Linked DNA regions of Homo sapiens: region 2 is linked to region 1. A link is a loop called in an ENCODE intact Hi-C map of the cell type or tissue named here. Cell type or tissue: Caco-2. All regions are shown on one strand. Each heading gives the region's core, and the rest is flanking DNA. Links, peaks and the distances in the headings are about the cores only.

What was found. A loop is a pair of places that touch in the nucleus more often than their neighbours do. Peaks named below come from ENCODE experiments on the same cell type or tissue, not always from the same donor. Only the 100,000 strongest peaks of a DNase experiment are listed, where the experiment ranks them.
Region 2: a loop joins it to region 1, with 4 times the contacts of the local background. A loop is called at or near these places in 1 of 110 quality-filtered maps.

Annotation. Positions count from the first base shown.
Region 1 is chr17:27,687,160-27,695,059 of GRCh38, forward strand. No RefSeq gene overlaps it. Among named protein-coding and RNA genes, the nearest start is that of LGALS9, 60 kb to the left of the region's middle. In Caco-2, for the core only: no CTCF peak of the experiment used is centred there; a DNase peak (open chromatin) is centred at 3,912.
Region 2 is chr17:27,605,880-27,613,779 of GRCh38, forward strand. It overlaps KSR1 (kinase suppressor of ras 1), which reads left to right. Exons shown (of 21, transcript NM_001394583.1): 15 at 2,035-2,131; 16 at 3,317-3,450; 17 at 4,188-4,319; 18 at 5,615-5,750. It also overlaps the pseudogene ITM2BP1. Among named protein-coding and RNA genes, the nearest start is that of LGALS9, 21 kb to the right of the region's middle. In Caco-2, for the core only: a CTCF peak has its summit at 3,895 (motif pointing right); a DNase peak (open chromatin) is centred at 3,912.

The DNA of each region.
Region 1 (7,900 bases), core at 1,994-5,993:
TCAGAGATTGCAGTAAAGACAGGCATAAGAAATTATAAAAGTATTAATTTGGGGAACTAATAAATGTCCATGAAATCTTCACAATTTATGTTCTTCTGTGGTGGCTTCAGCCGGTCCCTCCATTTGGGGTCCCTGACTTCCTGCAACACCTCTCCCTTTCCTTTCATATAAATGTGCCATGGCAATGAAGGCTTGTTCATTCTCTCAATTTTGACACAGGATTCTTTTACTGGTCTGACACACTAAAGACAAGCTGATTAAATGGAGAATCATAATTCCAAAATTTACTACACTGGAGTCCCCAATTGACTTAATCCAAGTCATGGGGTTTAGTCCAGAAAGGTTTTCTGCCACCTGATCTAATGCCTCAGCTCCAGGCACAATGGATAAATGAGCTTGAGAGGCTTCAAAAATTTGTTTCTTTAATTTAGTTATGTCCAATGGTAAATTGTCTTCCCTACCCAGAAGGTGTCCTTTGACCATTTTCCATGAATGATCAGTCTCACTGTAGGAATATGGTGTAATCCAGAAATCAGAAGTGCTCCAATCACACTGCATTTGCATGCAATGTTCGAGACTCACTACCCAATCTCCAAGCCAAATAACAGACTGTCTTAAATCATTAATTTGATTAGCCAATTTTTGATCAATACTTTGCTGAGAATTCCACATTTGGGTGGAATTGGCTTGCCAATCATTAACAAAATGAGCCATTTGAATAGACTGATATAACACCATTCCAGCAGTGGTGGCCATTGCAGTGACCATAATTAGGCCCATGATCACAGTGATTAAAGTGAAAACAAATATCTTAGATCTTTTTGTTATTCACTGTAACACTTCATTAATTAAATGTATCGAGGGGGAGGATTCCCAAGGTCTGGGCAAAGTTAACGGAATCCAGATTCCTTCTTGAGCTCAAACCAACATTACACTTTTCCTGGAGTCAAAATGGGAGTTAATACAAGTGTATAAATGACAATCAATGCATTGGACAGTTTGATTGTTAGTCCAAATTTTGATTTTCCCACTAACAGCATGTAAGGAGGCTTAACACAACTCTGTATGGGAACAGTCAGGTTGGAGGTAAGCAAAGCAAAATGTCTGGATCTATGTTGATACTGAGGGAGAGGGATGGTAGTGGGGACAATAGACAGAAAAGTTTCCCCTTCCCATACTCACGGTCCAGACATGGTAAGAGCCAATTTCCAAAGTTCTGGGTGTTCTTGGCTTAGAATGGGGAATATCATATGAGGCCTCGGGGGGGGGGGGGGTAATGCCTTTATCTTCCCATTTTAAGGGAAAGAATGAGCTGAACCTCCTATGCAAAGTAGAATGATGATTCTCATTCTCCCGATAAGAAATAAAATAAGTAGCCTCCAGGCATTCCCTTCTGGAGAGGAGCAATTGTTTTTTAAATAGACCTTTGGTGCCCAGTCTATTACTAAACCATATGAGCCATTTTTTAATATTACTGCATGTGGGTTAACACAATCTTCCCAAATTAAAGTTTTAGATGGGCCCTCAAAATTTTTAGGGCATGGTTTTCCTGCAGGTTTATATTGAAAGTATGGGGTATCTCCCATTACTCCCCCTTTCATTTGTTTTAAAGGAGAAAGGGAGAGGCTGGAGACAAAATGTCCTGGTTTCTCTGTAGCTGATCTCTCTGGAAGATAAGCAGCCCAGACTTGGGTTTCTAGATGGATACAACCAGATGCATGTCTGAGGCACAAAGAGGGGGTATCTATAACCCATAGTAACATTAAATGCAGTGCCTTCTTCTTCTGGTTGAGCAGGGCAATGCTTATCTGTGGCTCCAGGCATCCACAAACTATCATTAGTGTAGATTTCTGCAGAAGCATCCATCCAGGTGAGAGGTCAAATGAGTGGAGGAAAAGGCACATAAGCCCAGCAAGAATAATTTTGTGTAGCAGGTAAATCAGTGTGAGAGGAAACTGGTGAGACAGAAAGTATAAGGAGGACAATCATTAAATAAAACCTGTTGTAAGTGAGATTCAGTGCTGAAGGAGGAAGAGAAGAACAGAGGGATGTTATTTCCAGGTAATAGAAATGGTGAGATTTTTAGGTTTGTAAGGAGAAAAAGAAAGGTATTTAGGAGAAGTGGGATTAGTTAGATGGGTCTCCGTTGCCATCAGGGAGTATTGAACCAGGCCCATTTTGATTTGGTGTGCCAGCTTCTGAGGAGTTGGCACAGATCTCACCACATCTCAGGGTGGTCTGTGACATGGACGTCTTTTCCCTGTGGTTTTCATTGTTAGTATTCACACGAAGCTTGAGTCTCCTAGTGGGCACCCAGACAGGAGATTGATGATCTCCTGGTGAAACACAAGCATATCCTCTCCCCCACATTATAATTGTGCCAGGTTCCCAGGTATTGGTTTGGGAGTTTTTCCATAACACTGGCTTGCCTTCGTTTAGGGAGAATTTTTTGCCTGTATAATGGTGTTTGGCTGCAGTTAGATTATTATCTTTAGGGACATTTACAAAAGTTAAAGTAAACAATGCCAAATATAATTGGGAATGGGGGGTAGTTAAATTATGTTTTTGTTGTTCAGACTGTTTGGGCAATTGAGTTTTTAAGGTGCAATTGACCCATTGCACCACAGCCTGTCCCTGAGGATTGTAAGGGATTCTGGTAGTATGGGAAATTCCCCATTGTTGCATAAATAAATCAAAAGCCTTACTAACATATCCAGGGGTGGTGTCTGTCTTTATTTGATATGGAAGCCCCATAACTGCAAAGCAAGAATACAAATGTTTTTTAACATGGGCCATGCCTTCCCCTGTTTGGCAAGTAGCCCAGATAAAATCTGAGAAAGTATCTACAGAAGCATGCACACATGAAAGTCTCCCAAAGGAGCTAACATGAGCCACATCTATTTGCCATAAATCATTAGGAGTTAGGCCTCTGGAATTAACACCAGGTTCCTGATTTGGAAGTATAAAGACCTGACCCTGAGGGCAGCTGTGAACAATAAGCTTAGCCTCCTTCCAGGTGACAGCAAATTCATCTTTTAATACAGCAGCATTGACATAAGAGAGATTATGGAACTCCTGAGCTTCTTGGGTTGCAAAAAAGACCAAACAGTCAACTTTATGGTTACCAGCAGACATGGGTCATGGTAAAGTGGTATGAAATCTAATATGTGTAATATAGAAAGGGTGTTTACTGTTTATGTTGGCAAACTTCCTGTTGTAGCCTTGAAAATAAAGAAGCCAGTTCAGAATTATCAATATATTTGATGGTAGCAGTTTCTATATTTTTAGTGGCATGTACAACCTAAGCAGAATCAGAGACAATATTTAAAGGTTTGGGGAAATCCTGTAAGGCAGTAATGACAGCAATTAACTCTGCCTTTTGAGCAGAGGTATAAGAGGTAGAAATAAGCTTGTCTGTAGGACGTACATAACCAGCATTTCCATTACTGGAGCCATCAGTGAACACTGTAACGGCCTCAGGAATGGGCTGATCTTTGGTTAATCGAGGGACCACCCAAGACGTCATTTTTATGAAATCAAACAATTTGTTTTTTGGATAATGATTGTCAATAACACCAATAAAATCAGCCAAGTGAATTTGCCACAGTACAGAATGTTGAAAGGCGGCTTGAACTTTGAGCCGATTTAAAGGAACTACAATTAAATTCAGATCAAACCCGGAAATTTTAAGTATTCTGCACTGTGCCTGTCCAATTAGAGTGGCTGTTTGGTCCAAATAAACAGACAAAGTTTTCAACACAGAATGAGGAGGAAAACACCACTCTACTAAATCATTATGTTGAACTATTAGTCCAGTAGGGGAGTGCAATGAAGTGAAAAAGAGAAGCTGAAAAGGCTGAGATGGCTGTACTCTAGATAACTGGGCTGTCTGGATTCCTTCTTCTATGAATTCCAGTTCTAGTGAAGCCTCAGGGATCAAAGTCCTGGGACTGCAGAGATTGGAATCTCCCAATAGCATAGAAAACAAGTTAGACAGTGCATAGGTTGGAATGCCTAAAGTAGGTCTTAAATAATTAATGTTACCCAAGAGTTTTTGGAAGTCATTAAAGTTTTCAAAGAATCTCTCCTAATCTGAACTTTTTGAGGTTGAACGTGTTGATTATCGACCACCATTCCTAAATATTGAACTGGAGTGGTCTGTTGAATTTTATCCTGAGTGATGTGTAATCCAGCCTCTGTAACACAGCAGCTCAAAATTTGATAACAGTCAATTAATTCTTTATCAGTGAGGGCAGCAATTAAAATACCATCAATATAATGAAGAATATAGGCCTGGGGAAATTGGGCTTGAACTGGTGAAAGCACTTGTCCAACATAAAGCTGGAAGATTGTAGGGCTATTCAGCATTCCCTGAGGAAGTACTTTCCATTGATAATGAGCCATATGCTCTTGATTATTGATAGATGGTACAGTAAAAGCAAATTTTTCACAATCCAATTTATGTAAAGCAATATAAAAAAATCTTTAAGATCAATAACTATGAGAGACCAATTTTTAGGTATTAAAGCAGGGGTAGGCATGCTGGGTTGGAAGGCTCCCATAGGTTTAATTACAGCATTAATGGCCCTTAAATTCATCACCATCTGCCACTTGCCTGATTTCTTTTTTACTAGAGACACAGGAGAATTCCAGGGGGAAAGAGAAAATTCCACATTCCCAAGTTGTAACTGTTCAGAAACTGTCCATTGTAAAGGGATAGAATCAGGAGGCATGGCAGTGGCTGCCATTAAAAAGGATAACTTAAAGCAACCCTGTCTTCTTTTACAGTAATTGGGAAGGATTTAGTAATCCCTTCATGTTTTGGACTGAGTCCAGGAACAAACCCCATGTTTTCTATCATATGCTGACTGGGAGCACTATAAGAGTTATGTGTAATATTAATTTCAGTCTCCCATTGTGCCAGTAAATCTCTACCCCAAAGATTAATGGGGATTGGCATGATATAAGGCTGAATTGTACCCTTTTCACCATCAGGGCCAGTGCAAGGCAAGATAAATGTGCTCTTGTAAACTTCATCAGCTTTTCCAACACCTACTAGTCCCATGTTACTGGGATGTTTAAGCCAGGAAGAAGGCCATAAATTAGAGGAAATAATAGAAACATCAGCCCCAGTATCTACTAGGCCCTCAAACTTTTTTCCTTGAATGTGCACGTGGGCCATTGTTTAGAAATTACATTAATCCAATAAGCAGTCTTTTCACTGCCAGAGCCCGTCCCATGGCCACATGTCTTATCTCCTTTGCTTAAAACAATATTAGGTAGTAAAAGCAATTGAGCAATTGATTCACCGGATGGAATGAAAACAGGAACCTTGGCAGACATGATTAGTTTAATATCATCAATGGAATCAAAGTTAATGAGATCAGTATGAATGGTGATTCCTTTAGCAGAGGTAGATGCTCTACCTAACACCAGGCCCACCGAACGTTGAGGTAAATGGCCAGTGACCCCATGGGGACAATTAAAGGCAAAGAGTTAGGTAGTAAATTTAGAGGAATAGTACTACAGAGATTGACTGCCCCATGCCTTACTGTGGAGATGGACAAGCATTGTACTGAGACAGAAGGAGAGGCTGGGACCCATATGGGTTGGCTGTAGGTAAATTTGTTTGTTCTGGGGGCTGCATTGGGACCACCTGAAGCAGAAACACAAGATTGGTCTGAGTCTGAAGCATCCCATTTGATATTGGGGCCTGGGACTTGCCCTGCTTCCTGTTTCCCTGGTTTTGTGGCAGGGAGTTTCCATCTATATCATTCTTAGAGTGGCAAGTACTTGCCCAATGTTTACCTTTGCGACAATGTGGGCAAACAGTAGCAGCAGCATTTGGCCATGTTTGTTGAGCCAGCTTGGTCACTTTTAAGTTTTTAACAGTGCAATTTTTCTGAATATGACCAAGTTGACTGCAATTATAGCAGGCTCCAAGAAAAGAATTAGTGGGGCCAGTTTGATTGGTGTCCTTCATGGCCTGTGGCCACAGAATACCTTTGTGGGTGTCTGATCCAATGCCTTCACAAGCTTTAATATATGCAGGCAACACCTCGTGATCAGGTAAATTTTGTCATTGGATGGAACACATGGCCATTTTACACTCATGGCTCACATTTTCAAAAGCTAACATAGGAAGGAGAATACCTACAGCATGCTCATCAGAGACAGGTTTTTCAACAGCATCTTATAATTTAGCTAAAAAATCAGGGTATAATTCAGTGTGACCTTGTTTAACCGTAGTAAAATAAACAGGAGCTTGGCCTGGGGCACATAATTTATCCCAAGCTCTCATACACACCTTTGTTGCTTGTTCTGTGGTAAGAGCATCAAAGTTTAATTGGGCATAAGTATCAGAGAAACTATCAGAGCCTGTGAGCTGAGCCTGAGTAATTAGAAAGCTAATAGTCCAATTTAGCTGGGCCTGCAAACGGGCCTCCTCTGACCACCAGGTATGAAATTGTAAATGCTGAGATGGGGTTAAAACAGCTTTTTCCAAAAGGTCCCAGTCTAAAGGAAGAAAAATGACCTCAGTACAAAAAGTTAGTAATACCATTTTAACATAAGGAGAAGTAGGGCCATACTGAGTACAAGCATCCCTAAATTCTTTTAAAAAGGTAAGATTGAGAGGTACATAATGACACATTTGTACCCCTTGGAAGTTGGGAGGTTCTAGCATGACTGGATAAGCCCACGCATCTAATCCATTTGTTTGTTTATTTTGGCATAATAAACATTGCACTGAAGTTTTAAGAGTAGGCATCTGAGACAGAGTTGGCATAGATGTGACAGGAAAAGCATGTGTAGATTAGGGAAACTGAGGGTGAGGGGGTCAGACCAGAATGAGAGCATGAGAAATGGGCATTGGGGGAGCAGAAGGAGCAGAAGTATACTGGTGATTACTGGCATCCCTGTGTGAAGAAGGGTACAGAGAAGCAGGCTGAGTGGATGGCAAAGTGACTGGTTGAGGAACTGAAATGACCAGAGGGTGATGGGCTGCAGTGGATGGGGGAGGGCCTGAATAATTATAGGTAAATTGTAGTTTGGTCCCAGAGCCATTAGCTGACTCCAGAGGTTTGAAGAGAGAAGAATTTGCATATATATGGTCCCGGGCTGTCTGAGTTGGGGCCATGGGAGCTACAAGTACCAGCTCTTTGTGAAAAGAAATAAGGTCATCAAGGGGTGACATTAAGCCAAAGTCACTGGAGTTAGATATTGAATTGTCAGCATCATTAATTGGGGGAAGAGTAGGCGAAGGGAGAGGCTGATCAGTTAACAAAGGCTGTGTAGGAGAGGAAGGTTGAGGAAGAGGTGGAGGGTCATCAGATTCAGAAAATTGTGGTAACTGTAGGGAGTCACGGGATTGGTATGTCATTAGGATGGCACATGCCAAGGCCCAATCACCCCAAACAGTGATGGGAACATAATTTCCTGTTGAGACCAGTTCCTGGAATGTTGTGCCAACACTATCCCATAGTTCTACAACTAAGGTTCCTTTTTCAGGAAACTAAGGACAGTGTTCTTCCACCGCCCTGAATAGAGTGACCATATTTTCCATGGTTACTCAGACTCTGCCCTGTTTTTACAGGAGTTTAATATAGCAGAGGTAAGCATGAAGTTTAGACTCCATGTGGCCCATAGTTAACCTGGACCATACACAGACTACTCACCAGTTGTCAGGGAGTCGAACAAGTGTTTCCTTGGACTGAACCAATGGCATTTCTCCCCACCTATCAAAGGGAATTGGGTTTGCACATGCACTTAGGAAAAAAGAAAAACCACACTGGGTGCCAGATATCAGGGGAACCAGCCCCCAGTATTTCAACGTAGGTTCTTTTCTATTTTCCCTAAGTGTCAGCCAGTCTGAGAAATAAAAAGGGTGCAAAACAGAGAA
Region 2 (7,900 bases), core at 1,475-5,474, 82 kb before region 1:
TTGTGTGGATGCCCTAGAGGGTGTGGAAGTTCTAATAGAGGCATAAAGAAGAAAACCAAAAATGGGGTATAACTTCCTAATCACATAACCGCATTGACACTAAAAAATAAATAAATATGGGCTGGTGCAGTGGCCCATGTCTGTAATCCCAACACTTTGGGAGGCCAAGGTGGAAGGATTGCTTGAGCCCAGGAGCTTGAGACCAGCCTGGGCAACATACTGAGACGCTGTCTCTACAAAAAAATTAGCTGGGCCTGGTGGCAGGTGCCTGTGCCTGTGGTCTCAGCTACTTGGGAGGCTGAGGCAGGAGGATCGCTTGAGCCCAGGAGGTCAAGGCTGCAGCGAGCCAAGATCATGCCACTGCACTCCAGCCTGGGTGACAGAGTGAGACCTTTCTAAGTTTACAGAAGATCAAATGTCCATAAAAGGTACAGAGTGAAAGCCAGTCTTCTCCCACTGCAACTGAGCGCTTCTCCCCAAAGTCAGAGACACTATAAACAGTTAACATTCCTTCTGTTAAAAGGAAGACATTTGCATATACTCACGTTTTTAAACTGTTTATTCCTTTTTGTAAAAATACAAAGGAGAGATCATGCTGGCTCACACCTTGCCTCCTGCACCCGATTGTGGGTCTGAGGTCTACTCTCTTCTAACACCTGCACAGTATCCCCATCACGTAGGCTGAACCCAGTGGTGTGCTGGTAAATGTGTAACAACCAGTTTTGGGGCAGTATGGAGGGAAGCCCTAATTTATAACATCCATCACTTCCTGTGGTGTAAATACTCTCACCATGGTCAATTTCAGACTACCAATGTTATCTCCTGGAGTGGAGTAGAGTTGGGAAGAGTTGTATAATCAAGAGCTGATCACTGGTGGTCCCGTAATTTATTTACAGAACAAGACTCCATCTCAAAAAAAAAAAAAAAGTAGTTAATGAAAAACAAAACAGGTAATTAATTAATGATAAACTAGACAGGGTCTCGCTCTGTCACCCAGGCTGGAGTGCAGTGGCGTGTTCTTGGCTCACTGCAACCTCTGCCTCCCAGGCTCAAGCAATTTTCGTGCCTCAGCCTCCCAAGTAGCTGGGATTACAGCCGTGTGCCACCACGCCTCGCTAATTTTTATATTTTCAGTAAAGATGAGGTTTCACCGTGTTGGCCAGGCTGGTCTCAAACTCTTGACCTGAGGTGATCCGCCCACCTCAGCCTCCCAAAGTGCTGAGATTACAGGCGTGAGCCACTGTGGCCTGCCTGAAACAGGAAAATATTCATTAACAAAAAAATCTTACTTTGTTTAGAATACGCTGAAGAAAAGTGGGACACAGATAAGGAAATCACCAACCAATATTCTCTACCCCTTGCCTGGTTTTCAAAGGCTCTGAGACTCCAAGAATATTTTCCTAAAAACATAGTCCCTTCCTAAGATAGCTCCCTTGGACCCACATTCTCTCTGGGTCCCTCCTCACCCGGGGTTTTAGGAGTTGATGCAGGTGGCGACCCCAGAACTGAAGCTCCTTTTCCAGTAGTCACCTTGACGCCCCTAACATCTACCCCACCCCCTTTCCCTCCTTGCACACTCCTTTATTGTAATAAAAACCCTGTGATCAAGAAAAAATGAAAACTATAATGAGATTCTTGACAGTGAGCCCCAGAGCCTTGATGTTGCCTGTTGATGCCCTTAAATTAGCCAAGTTCTTCCCCATCAGAGTGGTCCTGCCTTGAACCCACCAAGCATGGCTACTCTGAGTTCCTGAGAGCTTTGATGCACTGTTTCCTGTTGTAGGATGGGCAGGCACTGGCTCTCAGGGAATGGGGGTTTGTGTGCGTGTACGTGTGTGGTGTCATGTGTTTCTGCACGTTCAGGCCAGGCCCCAGCAGGACTGGGCTGGGTTAAAGAAGATTTGGCTCACAGTCGAGGGGCTGGAGAGAGTCCTTGCAGGCAGACGGGCACAGTTCTCCCCATGGGCTCCACCAGGGTTGGGGTCAGGCCGCACCAGCCCCAGACTTGTGCTTGACCCCCACCACCCTCGACAGCTTCTGCAAGGGGCGGACGTTGCACTCGTTTGTGAGGGACCCCAAGACGTCTCTGGACATCAACAAGACGAGGCAAATCGCTCAGGAGATCATCAAGGTGAGGGGGTGCCCAGCTGCTGGGGGTGGGTTTCTGGCCGGTTCCAGGGCTCTCGGCTGTTCCTCTCGCCCTGTTACTCCCTGTTAGGGTGGTTTGGGCAGCTTTGCCTCTCCTTCTAGCTCAGGCTCCTCAAGGGTGGGACCCCATCTCTTCCTCCCTGTCTCTGTCTCATTCATTCAGAGCTGGGAGCTGATTGTCCACATGATTAGGCTTGATGGAATTGACTTGGTTGGGAAGGAACTTGGCAGGCTTTAGAGGCCAGTTTCAATCCTGGTCACACCCTTTGTGTGACCTTGGGTAGGTTTAGCCTCTCTAAGCCTCAGTTTTCTCCCCTGTAAAATGGGGATCTTCATATATCCTCCCTCTCTGGATTGGTGTGAGGTTAAAAACGCGATAATCCATGCTGTGGGGTACACAGGAGCCCTGGGTCTGGTGTTTGAAGACAGCTTGACCTTGGATGAGATCATGCCTATGTCAGGTCACCCACGCTCCATGCACCTGACTCATCAGTGTTAGTTCAAATAGAGCATTGGTTAGAAATCACCCACTGCCACCTCTTCGCTTGATAGGTGAGGAAACCAGTCTTCAGAGAAGTTGAGCACTGTGTCCAAGGCCACAGAGTGAGTGAGAATCTGAGCTGAGATGGAGTTCAAACCCCAGATTTCTTAGTCCAGGGCTCCTTCTACTACAGCTCAGACATTAGGAGCACTCAAAGTTGGGGACCCCGCTGTGGGAATGCCTCTCTGTTCCCCCACCTTGAGCCCTTGTCCTGCCTGAGAGCACAGACCAGCTGTGCATATCCTGACAGAAAACCCCAGCTCATTTAGGCCCTTTATGACTGTACACTGATAAATCTCACTGTCCCTGACCCCCCGGCTCCCTGCCCATCACCCTGTTCACACCTCCTACCTTAGCCAAGGTTAACATGGTTGTTTAGAAGCATGGTAACATTAAAAGAGCATAGACCGGTCTGGGATCAGATCTCAGCTCTGCTTCTTCACTGCTGTGTGGCTTGGAGCAAGTGACTTTCCCTCTCTGAACCTCGATTTCTTCTTCTGTAAAATGGGGACAATATACTGCATGGAATTGTGAAGATCAAATATGGGGATTTAGGTAAATCATCCAGCCCAGGGTGGCACCTCCGTCATCGTTGCACATCTTCACTCCTCCTGATGTGTCCTCCAGGGCATGGGATATCTTCATGCCAAGGGCATCGTACACAAAGATCTCAAATCTAAGAACGTCTTCTATGACAACGGCAAGGTGGTCATCACAGACTTCGGGCTGTTTGGGATCTCAGGCGTGGTCCGAGAGGGACGGTGAGTTGGTCTTGAGTGTCTGGGTGGGTTGTGGGTGCTGGATGGGGAAGAGCAGGGCTGAGGTCTGGGCACTTTCACTGTTTGTTGCTGAGCTGCAGCCCTCCCTGCAGGGAAGCCCAGGTCGCTTTGGTCCTGCCCTCGTAGTTCTGGTTCAGAATCAGATTTGGGTCGCGTTTGGATTCTCAGGCCGACTTCCACGGAAACCAGGTCCCCACACTCACATTTGCCCTGGCTGTTCACCCGCTTGGCCAAGGAACCAGGTCATTTCCCCACGATGAGGAAGAGTGTCAAATTTTATTTCCCCAAATCTTGAAGGGATTGGCATAGGGAGAAAGGCCCCTCCCCTCACATCTAGGGGAACCCAAAAGGGAGCATGGCAGCAAGGCTGCAAGGCCAGCCCCAGCCAAGTTTGAGATCCACAGGCAGATCAGGGTTCCTGGTTAGAGAGGCGCCTCATTCTCCAGCAGAGGGAGCTGGGCACCTTCACCAGCAGCTCCCTGTCAATATTTATCCATTCTTGCCCTGCTTTTCTAGAAACAACCGGTCATGACTCCTTTGTAGAATTCCTCAAAAGCACCGGTGCCTTTCCCAAGTGCAGGGTCAGTGTTCTGGGTCTGGGTGTGTTTTCTAAGCTGTGTGTGGGTGTTCTGCCGGCCCTGGGGCAGACCTGTGCCAGGCAGGCCTCTTTGCTGCCTGCTGAAAGGCCTGTGTCCTTGTCCCGGCTTCCTGGTCTCCAGGCGTGAGAACCAGCTAAAGCTGTCCCACGACTGGCTGTGCTATCTGGCCCCTGAGATTGTACGCGAGATGACCCCCGGGAAGGACGAGGATCAGCTGCCATTCTCCAAAGCTGCTGATGTCTATGCATTTGGGTGAGTAGGCCCCTGGTGCCCTGAGGCCAAGTGTGGCCAAAACAGAGGGCCCTGGTGGCCATTGGGGGCAGAGGGAGGCATGCTTTTAGGTGTTGAAAACCCAGGCTCTGGAGTAAAAAATCAACCTTGAGTCCTGGCTCTGCCGCTTGTTGAGTGCATGGTCTTGAGTCCTGGCTCTGCCGCTTGTTGAGTGCATGACTATATCCTTGACCTGGAATAGCTCCTCCCAACAAGGTCATTTCATGAGGACTAAATCAGGTAATTGTGTGCAGTGCTTAACACTGGCTGTCAGCCCCACCCAGCTGATCTGGGAGGATGCTCACCAGAGCTGACCAAGAACTGCTCCTCCCAGTCTGGGGGAGCTGGATATCCTGCCGGCTCTGCTACCCCACAAAGACCTGGGTGCTGACCAGTAGCAATATAATGTGAGCCCGATATAGAAGTTAAAGTTTTCTAATAGCCACATTAAAAAAGAAATGGATGAAATTAGTTTCCCCTGTTTATGTTTTATATATTATAAAACGATATATTTTATTTAACTCAATATATCCAAAATATTATTTCAACATGTAATCAATATACAAATTAATAAGATATTTTATATTCTTTTTTCCTACTAAGTCTTTAAAATCTGGTGTGTTTTCTGCCTAGAGCACCCCTCCATTCAACTGTGCACATTTCAGTCACTCAGTAGCCCCCCTGTGGCAAGAGGCTCCCACATTGGACAGTGTGGGTCTGATGGAGAAAGTCCCATCCCAAGTGAAGAAAGCCAAGGGGACGTAGAGAGGCCAAGGAAGGCTCACCACCCCGGTCACCTGTGCTGTATCTGGGTATCCTTCCCAGTGGGGTGGCCTTGGCGCCATCCTTCCTCCCTGACCTTTAACTGTATCCTTTCCTGAGCACCCATGTGTGCCAGGTGCTGGGCTTGGCAATTTAGTACTCCTCAAACAACCCTGTGACAAGAGACATTAGCCCCACTGAGGTGAAGCAGTTTTACTGGGATCTTGCAGCTAGAAGGTGGCAGAGCTGGATTTGTGCTGAGGTCAGAATGACCACCAAGGCTCCGGTCAAACCTGCGCTGTCTCAGACTTCCCACCCAACGAGAGCACAGGGCCCAGGTCCTCTAGGGCTGGGAGGAGCCTCCAGGAGCCCACTGTAGCATCCCCTGAAGCCAAGTGGGTGAGGAAGGCTGGAGAAGGGTCCTGATCCTCTGGCTGGGCTATGGCTCAAGGGCCCCTGGGCTTGAGCTGGGCACAGCGGCCCAGGAGCTCACAGACATGGCTGGGTCTCTGCAGGACTGTTTGGTATGAGCTGCAAGCAAGAGACTGGCCCTTGAAGAACCAGGCTGCAGAGGCATCCATCTGGCAGATTGGAAGCGGGGAAGGAATGAAGCGTGTCCTGACTTCTGTCAGCTTGGGGAAGGAAGTCAGTGTAAGTAGTACCTGCCCTGGGTGGAGCAGTAGGGCTGGAGGTGGGGTGGGGCATGTGGCATGGCTGCCCTTCACTCACCCACCTGAGAAATGGGGTCGGTGAGGAGCTCTGCCACCTGCACGTGTCTAGCTAGAGATGAAAATGATATGCATTGCCCGGGAATGGGGAAGGAACAGGGAGGCATAAATAAGAAAATATCTATCCTCACCCCACTGCTCACCCTTTTCATTCCTTTCAGTCTTTTTTTTTTCTTAAAGATAATGGTTTTCATTGATTTATGAGATGAAAAGAAAGTAAAGCCCCATGTTATTTACATGAAAGAAGATAATTTTTTTTAAAAAAATCACTGCTGAAAATACAAATAGTTGTGCTATGCTGTGGTATTAAATCTTTCCTCATAATGTTTTTCTTGACTATTAAGAACAAATCAAAGTTTCCACAGCAAACTTGTTTTCAAAAAACCAAGTCTTAATTATAGTGGCCGACTTCTCATTTCTACATGGTTTCTCCTTAATGGATTCTCTGTGTTTGTAAGTTTTGTCAGGCTAAATAAGAGAGAGAGGCTCTCAAAAGATGTTTATTTGGAAATAGAGCGTTGCACTGGGAATATGCATGCCATGGTGAATGGCTTGCTTATTCAGGGAGGTAAAGGAAAAAATGAAGAGGATTACACAATTATTTTGACATATTTAGTAGTTTTCCCTGGCTACAGAGATGAGTAACAAGAGTGATGTCAGTCCAAGGTTAGACAGGTTGTTTGAGGCAGATGTCCTTGTAGGAGTATTTTTGTATAAGGTTGCCATGGCCTTCGTACAAGGTTGCAGTTTTTGCAGTCTTTAGTGGTAGTTTTTGTTATCAGACATACAAGCCCAAGAAGCCTCTCTTCATGGCTTTCCCAGGCCCGATTTGTCAGAGTTTTCTTCACATTTGTGACTCTCTTTTGATTCTGACAGCTTTCAGTTTCCTTTATCACAGCACAGTGATATATAAAGAAACTCCAGGGCTTGGTGTTTTCAGTGCCATCAGTGATAGCCATGTGTCCATGAATCAGATAGGATTGGGACAGAACAGCCTTGATGTTAATAAGCAACTCCAGTCAGTATTTGGGCAGCATAACAATTGAAGTCTTCAGAGGGACCACCCAGCACTTGTCCAGGCTAAGATACAAACAGGCTGTGAGCTTCTTGTTAAGGTCATGAACATTGCTGGCAGGATCACTGTCTGTCTGCAGACTCTGTCTGCAAATTTGCAGTGATGAATTCAACCTCATCGTCCTCCAAGTTCTTAATAGATGGTAATATTTTTCTCAATTGACTGGTGGCAAGCAGCTAGGGCGTCTTCAGAAGGCTCACTCAAGATGACATTATATCTGATCTACTTTATTCCACAGTAGTATATGTCATCTTGTTGAAGTGCAAAATATTTGTACGGGGATGCCCCTCCAAAGATGACACCAAAATGCTATTTAACAACACGAACAGCAGGCTCCTCTTTGGCCAGTTGATACCATTTCATCTGGGGTGCTGGGCAAGGGCCATGGGTGATGAGCACTTCTCTGACACTCTGAGGCCCGTCCTTCTTGGCCTCCTTCTGGGCCAGGGCCAGTTAAACACCACCTTCACCTTGGTGCATCCTCGGGTGCCTTAGGAGCGTGTGGTGGTGATGCAGAATTTTTTGCTCCTTAGCTCAGCTAAAATCCAGGTTCTTGTCTCATGACCAGGAAAAATTAGGCATGCGGACACATTGAAAGGTGAGGAGAGTGGAATTCATTAAAAGAAACCTCTCAGCAAAAAAGAGGGGGTCCTCCCAACAGGCTCCCATCTCACAGATTGAATATCAGGCCACCACACACGAGCTGAAGAGGCCAGGCTCCTCCCCTGCATAAGGCGCGAATTCCTGGTGGCTCCACCCTATTCCCCCAGTGCATGTGGGTCTCCAGTCCATTGTGGGTGTACCCAGGCAAGACCCTGTGCAGGTTCCCTCATCTGCACAAAAACATCTGTTGTAAACACTTGTGGGGCAGGATGGAGGTTCTCCAGGGACCCTTCTTTATCTGCCTCCTGCAACTGTCAGTGGGCTCAAGATACAGGTTTTGGGCTCCTGGCTGTGGCTGCAGCCTCCTTGGCTGAGCTCTGGGGCAGCTCAGATGG